2 separate regions of the Homo sapiens genome follow, and region 2 is linked to region 1. Evidence: chromatin contacts called from ENCODE Hi-C or POLR2A ChIA-PET data. All regions are on one chromosome and are shown on one strand. The core of a region is the stretch at or near the end of the contact, and the rest is flanking DNA. Distances in the headings are between cores, read along the strand shown.

Region 1 (2,700 bases), core at 172-2,671:
CCCATTCCCAGGGGAGGAGGCTGAGCCCAGGTGGCTATTACCCCAGCTCATGACATGAGGCTCTCCCAACACTTACAGGATAACCCATCATTACCTCTCTGAAGGGCTCATTTTTACAAGTGAGGCCTTGAGGTCATAGCACAGAAAGACAGGGCCCCTGACACTGTGGTCCTGCCTCTTCCATTTAAGCTATAAACTGGTTCTCTGGATCCTCATGACTGGAGAGACAGAGAGAGGAGGCAGGTGAGAAGGAAGTATGGCTCCCCCTTTGCGCCAATAAAGCAGCCCCAGGAGGCACCTGGCTCCCCTGCCACCACTGGCCAGCCCAAAGTCGCCAGCTTGGAAACCAAAGCTCACTAATGAGATGAATATTTCAGAGCCCAGAGAACTGGACACCTGAGGGCCCTTCCATGACATCTGGCTCTGACCTGCGTTCCCAGGCCTACTTATCCCATGTCCAGGGTGCTCAGGTAGAACCCCAAACTCCTGGGTACCACGTAGAGGCCACAGAGGAGGGAGAGGAGATGGAGACCCCATAGGACAAGAATTGGTGCCGACCCCACAAGGCCAGGGCCTGGCCTCCCAGCAGCCTCCCTCTGCTTCCTCCCACTGGTCCCTGGCTCCTGCCCCAGTCTCTCCACTTGCTTTCCCTTTTCCCGTTTCTCTGTTTTGTTTTCACTCTAACCCAAAGAAGTCACGAGGAGGATGTTACTCCCCTGTAGTTCTGTGAACCCAGCCGGGAAACAGTGGCTGGAAGTGGGACTGGCAGAGGGCAAAGTCATGGTGATAGAGGTGGCCACTTCCCCATGCCAAACACTTGAGCTGCTCATTGGCTTCTGCCCCAGCTGCAAGCTAGGACCCCCCCTTCCCCACCCCTTAAATATTCACCTGTCTACACCGAGACTGGCCTCAGCGCGTGTGGGGGCAACCTGGGGTCCGTGCCAGGCCCTGGCTGTCTCCCCTCCCTCTTCCCTCTTCTCACCAGCTGAGGGCCATGAAAGCCCTCATCCCACACAGCTGGCCACTCGGGCTGGCATGGTGGATAGGCCCTGCGACAGAGAGGCCACTCGTGCCCGAAAGAGGGAACACGAGGACACCCCCAGACCCTGGCTCCGCTCACCAGTGCCCACAACACGCTGCTGGGCTCCCAAGGCTAACCAGGTGCCACAGACCCGGCCGCCCACCCGCGCGCCCAGGGAGAGCGAAACGCCAAGGGCCAGGAGGGGAGATCCCCATCTGGAACGGGCTCCTTGGGCCCAGGAGCGGGCAAGCCGGGAGCGCGCTCCGAAAAGTTTAGGCGCCCCGGCGCATGGCCGCCCCAGCCCTGGACCAGTCCCCACCGCCCACAGTCCCCAACGGCGCCGGCCCCGGCCCCCTGGCTTGCCTGCGCCGTTCCAGACGGAGCGTTCCTGGCCTCGGAGTGTTGCAAGTCCTCCGGGGCCGGGCAGGGCTAGGCTCGGCTGGGGCTCCGCGCCCCGCCCCGTCGCGCCGGCCTCGTGGGGCGGGGCCTCAGGGCGCCGCCAGGGGGCGCAGGGGTCTGTCCCGGGCGCGCGCGCCTCTCAGAGCCCCGACGACGCCTCACTAATAACACAGGGGTATTTTCGGATTTAAAGGCAATACATGATACTGATAGGAAGCTAGAAAAGACACAGAAATGCAGGGAAGAAAGTAATTTCTCTCCACCCCTCCTAGTTCCCAGGGGGAAGCGTTCGCTTTGGGTCCTTCTTTGGCTATTACATTTCTGTATGTATTTTGTTTTTCTACAGTGGGGTATATTGTATGGTGTTTTGTTTACTGCCCTTCTTTTTACTGTTTTATGATGAACATTTTTCTTCTCACTAAATAGTCTTCAAAAGCACAATCTTAATGCCGTGAAGTATTCCATTGCATGGCTATGCGGATTAAATTAATTTCCTACTGGAGGCCGTTTGTTTCCCATTTTTACATTACAAATAAATCAGTAATTAAAATCCTTGATAATTCTGTGTTTTTGAGATAAATGCACTTTTCGAGTTTAAAACTGCAAACATGCAAACCTAGAATCTCTGTTTATAATTACTCAACCAGGAAAGCAGGTGCTTTCCTCAAGTCAGAATTCAGAAGTCCTACATTGAGATGTAGATTACTACTGTTAGGTAGGTCTTAACCCTCATCTCAGTGAAGAATGCAGTAGCAAAGGAGGAAACAGTTTTGAGGAAGTTCTGAAATATTACTGGAGCCTGGGCATGGTGACTCACACCTGCGATCCTAGCACTTTTGGGAGGCCAAGGCCAGAGGATGGCTTGAGCCCAGGAGTTGGAGACCCAGCCTAGGCAACATAGAGAGACCTTGTCTCAATTTAAAAAGAGAAACATTACCGAGCCTTGCCTGAGTTTCTGTGGTTCCAAAGTCCAAGTTCTTTCCATGACACCAAGGCTGCCAGTAGTTGACCAACTCTGTTTAAAGTGCTTATCTCATGTTAATAGCTATAGGTCAGCACCACACCACCACTGAATGTCCTTTTTTTTTTTTTTTTTTTTTTCCAGACAGGGTCTCGCTCTGTCACCCAGGCTGGAGTGCAGTGGCGCCATCTCGGCTCACTGCATCCTCCTCCTGGTTTCAAGTGATTCTCCGGCCTCAGCCTCCTGAGTAGCTGGGATTACAAGTGTGTGCCACTACACCCAGCTAATTTTGTTTGTTTGCTTGTTTGTTTTGTTTGGT
Region 2 (2,700 bases), core at 201-2,700, 990 kb after region 1:
GCTATTCCGTGACTTGCTCCAGATTCAAAGTCCCAGTTGGAGCATCCGATTGGCGGAGCTCATGTCTTCTGCCTGCAACCCCAGAGCCGAGTCAGGGAGAGCAAGCATTGGGGCTTTGTGGCAAATGGTGGCCTGCTTTCCATTAGGGCCCTTGCGATGGGAATTCCCCAAATGTAGGCAGGAGGTTCTGATGGTGGGCAGCCAGGAAACCAGGACACTCACACCACCTTCTTCTCTCACGTCCGCCTCAAACCCTTCTCGTTGGCGAAGTATTCCTGGGTCCCCCAGCCTAAAGCACTTTTCTGGACTCACATAACCATTATTGCTTGAGCCAATCACGATGCCAGCAGGACCGCAGTAACACCTAATTCGTACCATGTCTCATTTGACTTTCAAACAACCCTAGGCACTACCTATATTTAGTGAGAAAAAAAGAGTGCTCAGAGATTTTCCCAAGTCTCACAGTAATGCCAGGTTGTACTCTGTTTCCAAAGCCTCGGGTTTCCCAGCGGGCTACACTGATGGGCTGGTATCTTATCAAGTTCAAGCTCTGCAAAGGCAGGGCTTGGGCCACATTCTTCTTTATACGGCCTGGCAGCATCTTGAATGCAGAAAAATGCTCAGCTAACGCCTTTGGATTGGCCTGGATGGGATCAAGCAGGAGCCAGTTCTGGAAGGTTTCCTAACTCTCCAATGAGGCCTGAACCCAGGGAGCATTTTGAAGTGGAATAGGCCTACTCAGGATCAGTTTGGGAAGACTTGAACCTGGGGAATTCCGTTGTACGGCCCCCTTTACCTCACCTCCCCCAAATGTGTCAAAACTGTCAACAAGAGGTTTGCAGGTGTTCATTATTTATTCATCCCACGGGTAGTTTTGAACCCCTACGACTGCTCTAATAGACCAGTGAGAAAAAACACACAATTCCTGTCCTGTGAAATCGACATTCTAGTGGGGGAGGTGAATGGTAATAAAAAATAATCAAACCAATAAATGCTAATTTGTGGCTCTAACAAGCCTGATGAAGGAAATGCCACGAGATGCTGTAAAAGGCAGTTCTGACCTACTCAGGAAAGCCAGGGCAGCCTGCTGGGGGACCTGGGGCTGGAGCTGGGAGCTGAAGAAGGGGGAGGAGTTAGAACCGTGGTGGGGGGAGGGAGGGAAGAGTCTGAGTCCTCGAGGTGGGTGAGTAAGCATGGATCATCGCTCATGTTTATAAGAAAGTGACAGAGGAACCTGGGGGCCGAGCGGCTTGTTTGTGGGCTGCCCCAGCCTCCGTGCGAGCGCTTCTCGCTTGGATGGAGGCGGGGCCGCAGTCTCCCAGGTCCCAGCTGGGGCTGACGTCGTCCTGGTGTGTGCCCAAAATAGCCGGCTCCGCCCTCTTCTCCCGGCAGCCCCTGCAGGCCCCCACCCCCCCAGGGGACAGGCGGAGCCGGCCTTCTCCCCGTCTCTAGTAGTTTCCGCACCGCTGACGCATGCCTGCGCGCACAGCTGGGCCGGGCGCGTCCTACGCAGCAGCCGCGAGCCGGGCTGCGGGTGCCAGACGGTTCCCGGCGGGGGGCAGGGGCGGGGCGCCGCAGGAGGCCGGGACTCCTGGCGGAGGAGGTGCGGCCGGGGGCCCGGGTCAGGCTGGGGGCCCTGGATCGGACTGCTGGAGTTGGGGGGCCCCGATAGGGCTCCTGGGCCTGGGCGTCGAGATAGCTCTTGGCCCCGGCCTGCGGGGGCAGATAAGGCTGCCGGAGGGAGCCTAGTCACCGGCCGCAAGCAGAGCCCGGTGTGCTCCGCTTCCAACTGGGAGCGCCTTCCGCCACCCGGGGAGGGGGACTGCTGCAGCCACAGGGTGGGGCTCTTGGTTCTTTCCGCCTGACTCCTTCTCTTCTGCAGCCCCAAGGAGGCCCGCCTGACGACTGACCAGTTGCCATGGCATCCTACTACGAGATCCTAGACGTGCCGCGAAGTGCGTCCGCTGATGACATCAAGAAGGCGTAAGTGCCTCCGTATGCAACAGAAGACCTCTCACCCTCCACCCGCCACCACCATGGGGCACTTCAGAGTGACACCTGTAGGTGTCTGAGGGAACCAGGTCGTTAGAAAGCACTGGGGTGCTTCTTCCGAGTGACACCTGCAGGGAGGAAAGAGACCCCTGGTAGAGTACAAGGAGAACGTCCAGAGAGTGAAGTAGTTAGTTCCTCTGGGAGCTGCACTGTGTTATGGGTTGTTCTCCAGTTGATCTTCCCCTCCTCCTCCTCCTCCTCCTCCTTTCCCCTCCCCTCCCCCTTCCCCCTAGATTTGGGCATTCTCAGGCTGCAGTGCAAAGATGCAGTGCAAAGAGGCTCTATGAGGAGGAGGGGCCGGTGTCCCTGTACTCTTCGAGGCCACATGTGCCCCAACCTTTGCAGCCCCAGTCCAGTGAGCCCTAGGGAGGGGCTAGGGACCCTGGCATTGTATCCGCTTGTACATGTGGTCCCAGCACTGGTGGCGGAGGAGAGAGGGTGGAACTTGATGAAAATATCACAGCAGCGGCAGCCCTAGCAGCTGGGGTGGACTGGGACCCGGGGGTGAAAGGACAGTGATAGGCTAATGGGAAAACAGGTCGTTCGGTTCCTGGGTGGGAAGTGCCTGCATTTGTCCCCCGACTCTCTCCTCTGCACCCACTTTCTGCAGGTATCGGCGCAAGGCTCTCCAGTGGCACCCAGACAAAA

What was found. Hi-C counts contacts between places; a loop is a spot of excess contacts on that map. ChIA-PET counts read pairs that join two places held with the same protein, here RNA polymerase II (POLR2A). Pooled maps may share reads with other maps.
Region 2: a loop to region 1 is called in a pooled map, with 4 times the contacts of the local background. The contact joins the promoter of DNAJB2 here to the promoter of TMBIM1 in region 1. A Hi-C loop is called at or near these places in 1 of 168 maps with a recorded cell type or tissue (gastrocnemius medialis), 1 of 37 single-sample maps with no recorded cell type and 7 of 50 pooled maps. POLR2A ChIA-PET finds 5 or more read pairs at or near these places in 2 of 52 experiments (CD8-positive, alpha-beta memory T cell and HepG2).

What each region holds. Positions count from the first base shown.
Region 1 is chr2:218,291,082-218,293,781 of GRCh38, forward strand. TMBIM1 (transmembrane BAX inhibitor motif containing 1) reads right to left here and starts at 1,422. Exons shown (of 12, transcript NM_022152.6): 1 at 1,385-1,422. All of the region lies in intron 2 of PNKD (PNKD metallo-beta-lactamase domain containing), which reads left to right. RefSeq lists enhancers at 1-954, 955-1,917, 2,100-2,700 and a silencer at 1,200-1,679.
Region 2 is chr2:219,277,916-219,280,615 of GRCh38, forward strand. DNAJB2 (DnaJ heat shock protein family (Hsp40) member B2) reads left to right here and starts at 1,451. Exons shown (of 9, transcript NM_006736.6): 1 at 1,451-1,603; 2 at 1,883-1,983; 3 at 2,663-2,700. The coding sequence starts at 1,919. RefSeq lists an enhancer at 1-275 and silencers at 1-54, 1,296-1,775.